2 separate regions of the Homo sapiens genome follow, and region 2 is linked to region 1. A link is a loop called in an ENCODE intact Hi-C map of the cell type or tissue named here. Cell type or tissue: endothelial cell of umbilical vein. All regions are shown on one strand.

What was found. Peaks named below come from ENCODE experiments on the same cell type or tissue, not always from the same donor. Only the 100,000 strongest peaks of a DNase experiment are listed, where the experiment ranks them.
Region 2: it touches region 1 in a loop (5-fold over the local background); 24 of 110 quality-filtered maps call a loop at or near these places.

Annotation. Positions count from the first base shown.
Region 1 is chr16:77,671,752-77,679,751 of GRCh38, forward strand. No RefSeq gene overlaps it. Among named protein-coding and RNA genes, the nearest start is that of NUDT7, 47 kb to the right of the region's middle. In endothelial cell of umbilical vein, a CTCF peak has its summit at 4,157 (motif pointing right); a DNase peak (open chromatin) is centred at 4,190.
Region 2 is chr16:77,784,504-77,792,503 of GRCh38, forward strand. It overlaps VAT1L (vesicle amine transport 1 like), which reads left to right and starts at 4,061. Exons shown (of 9, transcript NM_020927.3): 1 at 4,061-4,412. The coding sequence starts at 4,180. The region is part of intron 1 of LOC107984878 (a long non-coding RNA gene); the gene reads right to left. In endothelial cell of umbilical vein, no CTCF peak of the experiment used is centred here; a DNase peak (open chromatin) is centred at 3,928; H3K4me3 peaks cover 779 bases; H3K27me3 peaks cover 2,775 bases.

The DNA.
Region 1 (8,000 bases):
AGCTCCATGTTCAGGGATATCATGTTGGTGGCTTAAAATTGGCCATGCTGGGAATTTACACCGTGGAAGGTGTGATGGTCAATAACTGAGTGTCAACTTGATTGAATTAAAGGATGCAAAGTATTGTTCCTGGGTGTGTCTGTGATCACGAAGCTGGCGATAACTATCTTGATCTCACAGCATTGTGCATATAATACCCATGTGAAGGTGTTGCCAAAGGAGATTAACATTGGAGAGTCAGTGGACTGGGAGAGGCAGACCTACCCTCAATCTGGGTGGGCACCATCTAAACAGCTGCCAGCACGGCTAGAGAAAGCAGACAGGAGAAGATGGAACAGCAGACTTGCCGAGTCTTCCAGCCTTCATCTTTCTACCCTGCTGGATGCTTCCTGCCCTCGAACATCAGACTCCAAATTCTTCAGCTTTTGGACTCTTGGACTTACACCAGTGGTTTGCCAGGAGCTCCTGGGGCTTTTGACCACAGACTGAAGGCTGCACTGTGGGCTTCCCTACTTTTGAGGTTTTGGGACTCAGACTGATCCACCACTGGCTTCCCTGCTCCTCAACTTGCAGACGGCCTATGGTAGGACTTTACCTTGTGATCGTGTGAGTCAACAGTCCTTAATAAACTCCCTTTCATATATACATATATGCCATTAGTTCTGTCCCTCTAGAGAACCCTGACTAATACAGAAGGCAAATGCTACACATGAGGGCATCCCTCACTTCTCTGGAGAGTCAGTTGTTAAACACTTACCAGGGCCATGGCCCAGAGTCACTACTACTTCCCAGGGAAGGAGCAAGGAGCAATGCGAACTGCCCTTCAGAAGGGTGGAAAATGGATGGCAGAGGAGTTGGGTAAATGCACCAAGAGAGTCAACAAGGTTAAAGAAGGCCAGAATTTGTATACATGTGCCATGTTGGTGTGCTGCACCCATTAACTCGTCATTTAGCATTAGGTATATCTCCTAATGCTATCCCTCCCCCCTCCCCCCACCCCACAAACCTGCACATGTACCCTAAAACTTAAAATATAATAATAATAAAATTTAAAAAAAAAGAAGGCCAGAATTTGGAGTCCATTTTTGTTTATTTTTTTGAGACAGAGTCTCACTCTGTTGCCCAGGCTGGAGTGCAGTGACAGGATATTGGCTCACTGCAACGCCCACCTCCTGGGTTCAAGCGATTCTCCTGCCTCAGCCTCTCAAGTAGCCGGGATTACAGGTGTGCACCACCACGCCTGGTTAATTTTTATACTTTTAGTAGAGACGGGGTTTCATCATTTTGTCCAGGCTGGTCTTGAACTCCTGATCTCAGGTGATCCTCCCACCTCGTCCTCCCAAAGTGCTAGGATTATAGGCATGAGCCATCGCGCCCTGCTAGAATTTGGAGTTTAGACAGAAGATCTTTCTTTATCCCTCACCATTTTTGAGGTTCAGTGTATATTTGAGATCTGATTCCGATAATTAAACCATGTGTGGTATTGAGAAAAGTATATTCATGGATATCTTTTTACCCAGTAACTCCACTGCCAAAACACCTACCCCCAATAAAAGTATAAAGAATCCGTGCAAGGATTTAGGTCATCAGGTGGCTTCACACAATGTGATTGTCATAGAGTACAGCCTGGAACCATCTCACATCCTGCAACAAGGTTCTAGTTACCTCTGTTACGGTGAACCCATGCAACCAGGTACTGTCAGTCTTTAAATATTCTTCTAAAACTTGATTTCTGATAGTGTGGGAGAGGAGTCATGACAAGTAAGAAAAGTTACAAGGCAGAATGATTTTAATAAGAGTTGTATAAAATGTAAAAATCCATAAAGGTTATAGAGTAGTTAACTTTGAGTGGTGGGGTTAATGGTAATTTTTTTTTCCTTTGGTGCTTTTCTATATTTTCAAATTTCCCCATGGTGAGAATGGATTACTTTTTGAAATAAGAAAAAAAAATGAAATACTGCTTTTGGTTTGTTTGTTTTGTTTTGTTTTTGAGATGGAGTCTCTGTCGCCCAGTCTAGAATGCAGTGGCTCCATCTCGGCTCACTGTGACTTCAGCCTCCTGGGTTCAAGTGGTTCTCTTGCCTCAGCCTCCCAAGTAGCTAGGATTACAGGCACGCACCATCACACTCAGCTAATTTTGTATTTTTAAGTAATTTCTCCAACTAGATAATGTAGCAACTTAAAACCTAAAATGTGGTTTCTCTATATAAAAGGAGTTTGAGGCCGGGCGTGGTGGCTCACGCCTGTAATCCCAGCACTTTGGGAGGCCGAGGCGGGTGGATCATGAGGTCAGGAGATCGAGACCATCCTGGCTAACACAGTGAAACCCCGTCTCTACTAGAAATACAAAAAATTAGCCGGGAGCGGTGGCGGGCTCCTGTAGTCCCAGCTACTTGAGAGGCTGAGGCAGGAGAATGGCGTGAACCCAGGAGGCGGAGCTTGCAGTGAGCCGAGATCGCGCCACTGCACTCCAGCCTGGGCGACAGAGCCAGACGCTGTCTCAAAAAAAAAAAAAAAAGAGTTTGAGGCCGGGCGCGGTGGCTCACACCTGTAATCCCAGCACTTTGGGAGGCCGAGGCAGGCGGATCATGAGGTCAGGAACTCAAGACCGGCCTGACCAACATGGTGAAACCCTGTTACTACTAAAAATACAAATATTAGCCAGGTGTGGTGCCTGTAATCTCAGCTACTCAGGAGGCTAAAGCAGGAGAATCGCTTGAACCCGGGAGGTGGAAGTTGCAGTGAGCTGAGTTTGCACCACTGCACTCCAGCCTGGGCAACAGGGCGAGACTTGGTCTCAAAAAAAAAAAAAAAAAAAAGGTAGTTTGAATTAATGAGATTTAACAAACATTATGCCTAATAGGTAATATAACAAGGGCAATGAAATCACCAATTGTATCTGAAAAAACAACCATAGCTATTTCTTTCTCCTTCCTGTATCTTCCTCCCGCTTCTTTTACTGATAATATTTACGGATCATTTTCCACGTATAAGCCTTGGAGCCAAGTAAATTAAATAAATTAACTCGTTTATTTTTCAGAACAAAACTATGAAATAGATACTACTTGTATCTCCACGCAGAAACATACAGAAACAGAAGCTTAGCGTCAATAAATGGCTTGCCCAAATTCTCATTGCCAGTAAATGCAAAACTCTAACCCTAGTTAATAAAAGCACACATTTTGTATTAGTAAATAATCAAATTAAGCCTTGTTACTCACATGGTTGCCCCTTTAAGGAGTTGGTAGCCTCAATGCTCAGAAAGTTAAGCTCAAATATGTACTTTTAGTTCCATGGATTCCTTGTGTTGTGGTCACAGTCGAAGACTAAACAATTGCAACACGATGACCCACACTGCAGATATTTATCCAAAAACACAAAGGAACTTTTCACCTATCAGCTATCAACACGACTTTAGAGACAGTCAACAGGATTTTCAGTTGGTCAGGCAAGAACTAATCATTGAGGATCTCGTGTGTACATGACACTGTTACTAAATTCTGGGGCTACAGCAGCAAAATAAGGTGAATATGATCCCTGCCCTTATGCAGTCTGTAGCCTTGTAAGAAAGTCTAAGGAATTCAATAAGCAAGATAAACGCTGTGATGGAGAATTACAGGCTTCGTTGTGAAGCTGTCACCCTCTTGACATAATAATGGTTATACTCATAGCTACATTCAGTCCCGGTTTAACTTGATCATCTTTTATAAAACTGACTATGCTTGGCAAATTTTTTTGTCCACAGGGTAGATTCATTGCATGCACTCTTCTGGGACTTGATAAACCAATTTCTAAATGTTCACAGACTTACAAAGTAGAATAGACCAGGACTCCTGCAAAACACCTCTTAGTAATACGGAAAGAGTTTGAGACTTAGTAAAAGAATGACAATTACACGGGTGGCTAAAGGAGTGGCCGCTTCCAATATTCCTCTTGAAAGAAACATTATCACCCCCCACTGCTCGGCCCCCGCTCCTTTAATAAAAGACTACGCTTTCCATCCTGGTACCAGAATTCCAAGAAATCCCTCACACACACCCCAAGGAACCCCAGGATTGCCATTTCTCCTTGCAGGGAGAATCTTTCAGTTTGACATCTGGCTGGCTTTATTGACGGATTTCTCATGCACTTCCCTTTGCTGCAATATGCACACTATCCAGCAGAGGGCAGGATTATACAACACATTCTCCCCGTTAGACCTAAACGAGAGGATGGCACAGACCCACCAGCGTCAGAGGAGGTTAAAAAGCACAGGACACATTTTTGCCTGTGCGCTAAGAGATGACAGCATGAGAAATATTAAATACTTGGAGCTGGGACTCAATATGCCCGAGACCTGGAGTCAGTCTGGTAGTCACTTCAACTGTGGATTGCAATTTTCCCAAATGGATGGTGAAAGTTTTCTATTAGGTTGCAAAAGTAAGTGCAGTTTTCGCCATTAAAAGTAACGGCCCTCAAATCTGATTTCTCCTCTAAATTTCTATAATTCTACATTTTGGCGTATTTGATAAATAACCCTCAAATTTAATAAATGACCCTCAAATCTTATTTAATAAATGACCCTCAAATCTTATTTCTCCTCTAAATTTCTATAGTTCTACATTTTGGCTTATTCTGAAGTAACTCTCCTGAAGTTGTACTCTTTCTAGAATACAAATTGGACCACGTGTCTCCCTGGTTTAAAATCTGGGAGTAGGAATTTAGAATGTGAGATCATTCACACCTAAGGGATCCAAATCTCTCCTTCAAGTCAAGAGCAAAATCTTCCTCCCCAGTTTGGGAGTCAGAGGTTGTGTTGGTTATAGGAGTAATAATAATAATAATAGGACAATATTCGTTGATGTACCAGGCAAGTGCGAAGTGCTTTACGTGAATTAATGCATGAATTCCTCTCACTCACCCAATGAAGTCAATATTCTTACTATCCCTATTTTTAGATGAGGACAAAGAGATCCCTATTGTTAGATGAGGACAAAGACAAGAGATGAAGTGCATTGCCCAAGAGCATGCTGATAGGAAATGGTGCCACTGGGTCTAAACTCCAGAGAATGGGCTCACAGCTGCTCTTATATTGCCTTCAATGACTTTGGAGGTGGGAGAGGAGCTGACCAAAGACAACTACAGGACTTTGAACTAAGACATGTTAATTCATTCACTCATTCACATACTCTCTCAAAGACATACCAAGTGCCTACTATGTCCCAGGTACTTCATTAAGCACTGGAATCCAAAAATTTGTAATGTAGCATCCTGCCTAGTCACATGGGTTTCTGCCATAAAGTTCAGAAGCCTGGGAGTAAGAATAGGGAAGGAAAATTCACTACTGACACAATGTTAAGGTTTTGCTGGGTAGGCACAGTGAAAAGTAGAGTTCAGGGTATGAAAGGTGCTAGGGAGACAGTGGTTCAGGCAACCAACCATGAGGTCCAGCTAAAAACATGAGCACCCTCCTGATCTGCAGCCTGGCCAGTGTGTTATGAATCTGCCCCACTTCCCAGCTTTTTCCCAGCCAATCGTTCTATTTTGCTAACCGGGCTAAATGCCTCAGGCGAAGGACCAGAAATACTGGATTCCATCATAGCACAGATTATGCAACCTAGGGAAACCATTCACCATCTCTGAGCTTGCTTCTCTCATCTATAAAATGAGGCACCATTCAGCTCAATGAGTAGAAAAATATTTATAGAGGAACACAGTGTGACAGGCACGGTGCTTCATGCCAAGAACATAAGAAGATATTTCCTTCCTCAAATAGTTCACATCTGAACACATTCTAGATGTTTCTAAACTATAATTACAAAACAGTGCTTCTATCTCTGATAGAAGATTCTACAGGACACCACAACTACCGTTACTAATAGCCTATGTTTTGTGATACCTAATTTGGGCCAAGCTCTCCATATAAATTATTTTTATAATCCCTCACGATAACCCAGTGGGGCCGGGTGCGGTGGCTCACGCCTGTAATCCCAGCACTTTGGGAGGCTGAGGCGGGCAGATCACCCGAGGTTAGAGTTCAAGACAAGCCTGGCCAACATGGTGAAACCCCGTCACTATAAAAATACAAAAAACGTAGCCAGGCATGGCGGTGGGCGTCTGTAATCCCAGCTACTTGGGAGGCTGAGGCAAGAGAATCCCTTGAACCCGGGAGCCGGAGGTTGCAGTGAGCTGAGACGGTGCCATCGCACTCCAACCTGGACAACAAGAACGAAATTCTGTCTCAAAAACAAACAAACAGAAGCAAAACAAAACCCTCTGGAACAGACGTAATTTTTATGTTTTCTGACAGAAAATCTGAGGATTAAAAAATGTCAGGTACTCACTGTATTAGATTATTCTCACACTGCTAATAAAGACATACCCGAGACGGGGTAATTTATAAAGAAAGAGGCTTAATTGACTCACAGTTCAGCATGGCTGGGGAGGCCTCAGGAAGTCCACAATCATGGTGGAAGGGAATGCGAACACATCCTTCCTCACGTGGCAGCAGCAAGGAGAAGTGCAGAGTGAGAAGGTGGGAAGAACCACTTATAAAACCATCAGATCTTGTGAGAACTCACTCAATATCATGAGAACAGCATGGAGGTAAGTGCCCCTATGATTCAATTACCTCCCACTGGGTCTCTCTCACGACACGTGGGGATTATGGGAACTACAGTTCAAGATGAGATTTGGGTGGGGACACAGCCAAACCATATCATTCACCAAAAGTTGCAATGATAGTAGGAGATACCAGGCACAGTGGCTCATGCCTGTGATTCCAGCACTTTGGGAGGCCGAGGGGCAAGGATTGCCTGAACCCAGGAGTTCAAGGCCAGCCTGGGCAAGATAAAGAGACCCCATCTCTACTAAAAATACAAAAAATATTAGCAATGCACCTATAGTCCCAGCTACTTGGGAGGCTGAGGCGGGACGATCACCTGAGCCCAGGACATCAAGGCTGTGGTGAGCTGTGATTGTGCCACTGCCACTCCAGCCTGGGAGACAGGAGTGAGACCCTGTCCCAGGAAAAAAAAAAAAAAAAAAGCCTGGCACGGGGACTCACACCTGTAATCCCAATACTTTGGGAGGTGGAGGTGGGTGGATCACTTGAGGCCAGGAGTTCGAGACCACCCCTGGCCGACATGGTGAAACCCCATCTCTACTAAAAATACAAAAATTAGCTGGGCGTGGTGGCACACACCTGTAATGCCAGCTACTCAGGAGGCTGAGGCCGGAGAATCATTTAAAACTGGGAGGCGGAGGTTGCAGTGAGTCGAGATCACACCACTGCACTACAGCCTGGACGACAAAGCGAGATTTGGTCTCAAAAAAACAAACAAACAAACAAAAAAAGGTTGTAACATGTGGTAGAATCAGAACTCAAAACATAGGCGTGGTTGAGACTAGTGACTGTTCTTAATCACTGTGGAAGCCTGGAGCAGAAGACCCAGCTCTCCTAGGAGGTGAAAGGTTAAGTCTGAAATGTCATGCGATGCCTGCTTGGATTCTTGGGAATGATCTGTGCTGATCTTATAAATCTCTCTCCTAGACTTAAATTTCTCTACATACCTTTCAGTCCTTATCCAAGAAAAGTTGGCTTAATACATACAACTAGAATCGAGGCAAATTAGACTCCTTTAAATGCGTCCATAATGTCTGCTTCATGGCTCTTCAAAAAAGACATGCGATCCTGTGAAATGCTAATTTGATACATAACCAAAGGAAAGTAACATGCTCTTGTCTTGGCTAATTCGTAGCTGTTAGTTGAGCAACACCGTTTATTTCCAGGGCTAGCCTTAGATATAGCACAATTATAGAAAAGGGCTGTCAGCACTAATTGCTCCATTGCATGCCCAAAAAGTTCTACAGAATCTGAAATGCTGACAAACAGTCCAGACCCACTGGAAAACATCTGCAAATCATAATCTTTTAATTTCAATGAACATGGTGGAAAGTTTCAGCTTCAATGACTTACTAAATCCCTGAGCCATCTTAAAGTCTTGTGTTCTTTTCTTTCC
Region 2 (8,000 bases), 110 kb after region 1:
GCGGGCTGCAGGTCCCAAGCCCTGCCCCGCGGGAAGGCAGCTAAGGCCCCGGGAGGGCAGCGACAGTGGGCCGGCAGTGCTGGGGGACCCAGCACACCCTCCGCAGCCGCTGGCCCTGGTGCTAAGCTCCTCATTGCCGGGGGCCGACAGGGCCGGCCGGCCGCTCCGAGTGAGGGCCCGCCAAGCCCACGCCCACCAGGAACTCCAGCTGGCCCGCAAGCACTGCACGCAGCCCCGGTTGCCGCTCGGGCCTCTCCCTCCTCATCTCCCCGCAAGCTGAGGGAGCCGGCTCCGGCCTCGGCCAGCCCAGGAAGGGGCTCCCACAGTGTAGCAGCGGGCTGAAGGGCTCCTCAAGCGCGGCCAGAGTGGGCGCCAAGGCCAAGGAGGCCCCGAGAGTGAGCGAGGGCTGTGAGGGCTGCCAGTATGCTGTCACCTCTCAGTACTGATGGTTTCCCATATTTTCTTACTCAGAGACTTTACCTCTATTAGGGGTTCCTATATCTGGCCTTCTACATCCCCCCCCACCCCCCACACACACCCCCACGTGCACATACCCTGCCCCAGACCATTTGCAAGGTAACAGAGCTGAGCTGTAATACTCTGTTTTACCATCAGTGGCCACTGTTTGACATTATGTACAATGATGTACATAATGCACATTATTCTACAATAATGTAAGAAATTCCACAACGGAGGCTCTGAGTGAATGTCCAAGGAATCAATTTTACAAATTAAAAATTGATTTATTGTGTTTATTTGGAGATATGCCATGCACTGTGGCTCTTTCCACGTTCCACCAGGGAGTACCAGAGTTGGGAATATTTAACAATAGTGGTATATAGGACTCAGAAGAGGGTATCTCCCCACCCCCCCACAAGCAGCACAGACTGTGGTGGGTTCTCTCTGGGTTGTTGTGATAATCAGCTGCCTACCAATTATAATCTGGGGTTTGTAAACAGCCAGAAGATTCCCTTGGAGGGAGTAATTATATTCCCTTTAACACACTGTAAGACAAACACTTTCTCTTTAACATGCTGTGTGCTGACTACAAAGTGGGTTTACTTTACTAATGCCAAAGGAAAACAAACACTCAGAACCAAGGCAAGGGACCTTGGTGGTACAGAGATAGTAGGCGGTGAAAAAAAAGAGCAGGGAACATTAAAAAATGCCATGGAGTATTGTCAATCAGGGGCAGAACTGGTTTGGCCTGTCCGTATAAACATGCATGATGAGATCTTAAGAGCACAGATTTGGAGTTGGTCTTCTATCTCATTATAACTAGCATGTTCCTTTGAGCACAATAATTCATCATGTTAAGATTCATTTTCATTTTCCTCTTCCATAAAGTGGGAATAGGAATTCTTACTCATGAGATTATTTTCAGAATCAAATTAAGAAATATACCTACAGTGTCTAGAACAGTAGACACCTCCAAAACAATAACATATATTGCAGATATTATTGGTGCCAAAGCTATGTCTCCATGGAATTCATCATTCCATGTATAAAATGATAGCTTCCTGCAAAGAGCATCCACAATTCTCTGCCTGGGGATTCTCTCAGCCCAAGTACATGGGACAGGATGGAAATGTCAAGGAGTTAACAATTCCAGGAACAGTTCTTGACCAATCAAGCATAGACTTTAGTGAATAAATACCTATGTCCTCACTCCTTGGGTGAGACAACTCTGAGACTTGTTCTACACTGTCTCTCAAATGTCCCCTGCGGGTTTGAGCTCCAATTGTCCACTGCGGTAATCTGCTTATTAATACATCTCATATTGGGTAGTATCAATTTTCTGTCTCACTTTCCTACTTCCCAGCCAGAGCTTCCTGGGATTACTTCCAAAATAAACGACGGGTGTTCAAATTCTTGTTTCAGGACAGAATCCAGCCTAAACACTGTATCTCACAATGTAAACAAGACAAACAATTTGGACAATTGGATTCACAATAAAATGTTCAATTCACTAACCAAGCCCTATTCAGGCTTCTTTTAGCCCTCTTCCTTCCATCCCATGGCCATTGCCTCAGTTGGGACCATTCTCATTTATTTTGTTTCTTTTTGGGGATTTTTTTTTTTTTTTGCCTGCACTTAGTCTCTAACTGATCTCGATGCTTCCAGTAACTCTATCATCTAATCCATCACCCACTTACTGTCAAAGTTATTATCCTAAAATGCAGTTCTGGTAATGCTCTCCCCATGTTTTTGTTTTTTAAGCCTTTATGGCACCAATTGCCTCTGTGATTATGTCTTAAATTTTATAACCTGGTATGTGAGAACTTTCAAAAGCTGGTCCCAATAAACCTTTCAGCCTCATCTCCAATGATTGCTAAATACAGCCAATGTTCTGCCTACATAGAACAAACCAGAATCTCAAAAGCCCTTTTACCTGTTACCTTTCTGTGTTATTTGAATGAGCTTGCGACCTTTTCTGCCAGAAGAACCTGCCTTATCCTTCAAGGTCTAGCCCAAATGTTCCCTCCTCCATGAGAACTTCTCCAACTCTCTGGACCAGTTTTTCAACAGGCTGCCTCTGTGCATATTCTACTATGTACCAATCATGTATTAAGCCCTGGGAAAACCACGCTGGATAAAAGTAGAAATAGCTCCTGCTCACATGAAGTTCACAGTTGGATAAAGGAAACAGATATTATCAGGTAAACATATAAAAGTTGGCTACAAAGGGACATAAGTGTCTATAGTCAGGGAGGACACCAATCTGGAGGTTGGAGTGCCTCCCAACAGGAATGGACCCTTGAGGTGAGAACGAAGTAGGAGTTAACACCAGATAAAGGAGATGGAACACATACCCCAGGCCAAGGGGACAGCAGGTGCAGAACCCTGTGGAAGGAGGGAAAATGGCAATCGTCTTTTTTTTTTTTTTTTTTTTTTTTAAGGAATAGAAGACAAGGGCATTTAAAGCAGTGAGGCACAGGAAGAATGAGGGGAGAGAAGAGGCAGCACTTACATCATTCATTGTACCACATTTGTTGACTGTGTCCTTCATGCCTCATGCTCTGAAATTGACCTTTTCCAATATAAGGACCATGTCTCACTGAAATCATGTCCACCCCAGCACTTCACACAATATAGAAAAAAAAATCAATGTACCCAATTTATAGATGAGTGTGTTGAGGCTCAGGAAGGTTGAATGAGTTGCCCAAGATCTCAAGGCTGGCAATGGCATAGCAACTATAATAGAATATAGACCTACTTCCTCACCTGCATCTCTTTCCTTAAACTGCCCCTAGGAAAACCACGTCCTTCCCCATTATTTTATTTCAGAAATTCCAAGTTTTTCTATGAGCTGTTTTTCTCAAAGAGCCTGATAACAAAACAAAACGCCAGTTACTACTCTGTGTATGTGCATGCATGTTGGGGAGCGGGTACACACTGGTCTTCCGGGGATCAGAACACGAACAGGATCCTTTCTGGTACAGGATTCTTGTCTGAAGCCTCTTTAATAGCCCGAAATGGTGTGGGTGGTGAGAATTCGCCGTCGTAAGGAAGCCCCTGGTGATACCCAGCAAAGAGCATCCCGGCTGACCCTGCAGGTCTGGAGTGAAAAGACCCTGCACTGGACTCTTCAGGGCAGTGAGCGGGATCTCTAGTTCCCTGCTTCCCAAACCTCTCCGCCCTTCCACCCAAAACTGGCTGTTTGAGAAACGACCCAATTTCCCGACTATCCCGCCCAGCCTCGAAGATGGGAGGGAGAGAGGGCAACCTTGTCGCGGTAAGGCATCCTCCAGGCCCAGACATTAGTCTCGGTCCATTTCAAGGCACCCGAGCCTGTGCCGTATATAACCAAGTACTGGGCCCACAGGAAGGGGGATGACAGGGTGGTCTCTCTAGGCTCGTTTTAGTCACAGATCTTCGGCAAATTTGGGTTTAGGGCCGCGATCCCGACCCTAACTTGGGACTATTTCAGGAACTGGAGTTGAGGCTTCGTTGGGACAGGAAAGAAGGGTGGGGCGGGGGTGAAGCGCTTAGGGCACGGCTCTTGTGAGGATTACGGCGGAGGCTGTGGACCGCGGCGGCGCTCGCAGAGGCTGCAGCCATTGCACAGCCGAGCATCCCACATTCAACAGGAGGAACCCGCGGGAGAGGAGCCCCACTCCCCCAGCGCCGCAGCCACCGCAGCCACCGCAGCCCGTGCGCCCCGCGCCCTCGAGCGCCATGGCCAAGGAAGGCGTGGAGAAGGCGGAGGAGACGGAGCAAATGATCGAGAAGGAGGCAGGCAAGGAGCCGGCGGAGGGCGGCGGCGGCGACGGCTCGCACCGCCTCGGGGACGCCCAGGAGATGCGCGCGGTGGTGCTGGCTGGCTTCGGGGGGCTCAACAAGCTGCGGCTCTTCAGGAAGGCCATGCCCGAGCCTCAGGACGGCGAGCTCAAGATCCGCGTCAAAGCCTGGTCCAGTATCCGCGCCTTTCTCGCTTTCTCTCTTTTTGCGCGCTGGGCGCTGGGGAGGGGGTGGGAAAGCTGCGGCTGGGATGCTGCCCGGGTAGAACCGCCGCGCGCACCCCCTCCGCGCCCTCACCCGGGTCTCAGAGCCTCCCCGGGCCAAAGCTGGGGAGGATGCAGAGGGGCGGCCTCCCCAAGCCAGATCTAGGGGTGACGGGAGGAGAATGTGAGCTCCTGGGCGCGGGGAGAATGCTGGCGCCCAGGCACCCCGGGTCTGGAAGATTGCGCTACGGGAGTTCTCCGTCTGAGAGGACAACTCAGCTTTCGCACGGGAGGGTTGATGCTTAACAGAATTAAAAATATATGTATTAAGAACCGCAAGCCCACTGTGTGCCAGCCGCCGTTGGTAGTTTTACACGTGCGATCTTATTTAATACTTCCTGGGACCTAATGAGTCAGGTGCCATCATGATCCGTTTACAGGTAAGAAAGCCGCCGCTCAGCGAGAATGAGTGATTTGCCCAAGATCAGTCAGCTGCCACTAAGTGGCTTGGCCGGGAATTTGATACATGATCTTTTTTCACCTCTATGCTGTTGTCCTGAAGGGCCTGGGACAGGGTGCAGGGCTGGATCCCGCCTCCTGCCCACTTCCTTCCCCGTAGCCTGACGGGGAAAGGAACTAGGAAGGAAGAGGGTCGGTACCTTGCACCCAGGCTTGGTGAGGGTGGAGACCAGGGCTGCAGCGCAACCCCCTCCATGCCCCTCTCCATCCTCTGTTTCTCCGAGAGGGGAAAAAACCCTGATCAGTCTCCCCGGAATTCCTGGTCCCATCTCAGAAGGAGCTCAGCTCTCTAAGCTGCCCTCTATTCCCCATTCCCCCTGGGGGAACTTCTCCAGGCCCTCACGCTCAGCTGAAATTCCCGGGGAGAGTTTAAGCCTCTCTGTGTGCGGGCACTGTAATTTCCCTGAAGTTCTGGGAAGAGCTTACCCAGCAGAGGCGGACTGGACCCAACACTAGGTTTGCATGTTAAACTTGTAAGGGGAACTTGCTATTAATCACGGTGAGACGAGCCTATTCCTTCCCATCTGTTTTCTAGAGCCCCCCAGTACATACTGCTCTCCAAAGCAGCAGCCAGCTCACGAGCTTCTAGGTTAGATCAGAAACCCAATATCTGGACCTCTCTAGAGGCACGAGAAATACAAACGAGGGTCCCCTCCCGTTCACCACCTTGAGAACAGACGCAGGTTTCATCGGCCAGATTAGAAAGCAGCTAGTGGGAGAAGCAGCCGCTGATCCCTGCCTTGCTGCTCATATATGCAGCTGGTCAGGTTTGACTCTGAACACGACTCGTGAGTCTCTGTGGGGAATTCCGGGTAAGGGAAGAGGCTTTTGCAAACCGGGGGATCCTGTACAATAAACTCTTATTGAACCAAGTTGTTTGATCCCAGAAGGAGAGCTTATATCTGCCCTTTCGCAGCTAAATCCCCAAAGACCAGCCCACTCCCCCACCCCACACTGTTTGGCCCACTGCACATCCTAAATAAGTTATCGCTGAATGAATGGATTGAGGAAAGAGCTCGGAGGAGGATTGTTGGGTCATTATTTTTCTTTACTTGCTGGTGGAAGAGCTTTTGCTTAGTACAATTAAAACCATGCATTTAGAACTCTCCTTCCTTAACCACTTCATCAAAAAAAATTACCTGTATACACACACCTATGCATATATGTGCATATACATATATACAATTATATATACAGTTGCATATGTATGCGTATGTAATTTATGACCCTTCATCCAAATTGAGGATGGGATTCTAGGATTCTAGAGTACATATTCAGAGAGGGAAAATGATAAAACTACTTTTTAAAGGAAAGAGCATCATCTGCAGTACACATAGTTCTGTGTTTTCCAGTCTTATGTTAACTGCATAATTGCTGATAGGAACTGAAGCATTTTGAAATAATAAATGTCAAGATGAAGGCCAAGAGATTGATTTTCAAAGCCAGATGTGAAAGCCTGTTCTTCAGTGGCGCTACACACACACACACAGAAATCACTGCACTTCCCCGACCCTAGTTGTTCAGAAAGCCAACCAGGCTGCAGGTACATTTGGAATACAGTGTTGCAAACAGCCCAGATTGATTTTCCTTTCACCAAGCTGGAAGCAGAGTTAATGGTTTTACAAGGAAGGATTGTAATAGGCTTGTAAATGGCCCACTGGGCAGCTCCTTCTCCTCTGGGCTGGGATTGGCTGGCCAGACATGATCATTGATTATAAGTTTTAGCCTTGGGATACAGGATGACTCATTCTGTATTTTTATGAATCAGCCGATGGCTTCCTGGATGATGGTCTCCCTTTTATCTGCTCTCTATTTTTAATAGAAACCTTTTTGTCATAATAGGATATGCTTTTTGCTTGGAATAAAGCATAGTCCATTTGAACCAGTATTAGACAGACCTGGAATGACGTTCCAAGTTGGCTATGAATTTTATGAAAATGGAAGAGATGAGGCAGGAAGAAATATCCATTTTATATCATGGACCCTTTTTCATTAATGCGCCAGTGAGATGGGTATTTTTCCTACAGAACAGAAGAGCAAATTGAGGCTTGGAAACATTGAGTAATTTGCCAAAAACATCAAAAAATAGTAGACTTAGGATTTGAATCTAATTCTCCTTATATTTTTGCTATTTTCCTTTTATTCCATTTTTGTCTCCCTTGGTGGAAAAGCCTTAGCACATGTGATTCCCCTCTTAGCATGCAGTCTCACTTTCTTTCCTTTCTCCACCGAAGATGGTTCCTTTGCTCTTTTTGTGTCTGGCTTAAGAGAATATTCTCTAGCTATTTCCAAAGTAGTATGGCTTTCTCCAGAAAGTAGAGACATTTTGGTCAAATGCAGCTCAAAAAGAACTGTTGCTGGGGTCAGGGTTGGAATGATAGCAGAGTCTTCTGTCTAAATTGTTTTTTAAAATGTCAGTTTTGATGGCAGATGGATTTCACCAATTATTCATGGAATACTTTACGCAACAAGAGGTTTAAGTGACCAGGTGGAAAAAGCATGTGGCCCTTGAAGAGAGAGGGACTTGAATATAAGCTTAAGCCTCATCTCTTCCTATCCATATGCCCCTGGGGGATGTGTCTCAGTGTCTCCAAACTTCCCATACATTATCTGCAAAGTGGGGATAATAAAATGAACTTCATGGTATTGTTGAAAGGATCAGATGCAAGAAAGACACTGCCGCGTTGTCAGCATTCAATAAGTAGGATTCATTGTGACTGTCGTTGTTGCCATATCTAAACCAATGTGATATATGCTGCTTGGTGACCTACAACTTGGAGGCCATCATTTTAATCATGTATATAATATAGGCAATATCATGTCACATCTGCTTAGTGATTAAGAGAGCTTCCTAGACATGAGTCCCAGCTCTGATACTTGCTAACTGGATGTCTTAGGTCTGGCTCCTTGGAGGCAGAACCTGACGCAGGGATCCTTTTTCAGGTGGTTTATTGAAAGTGTGCTTTTAGAACTATGGGAGCAAGGGAAGCAGGCTAGGGAAGAGGAAGGAGTTAAGCAAAGATGTGGTCTTAGCTG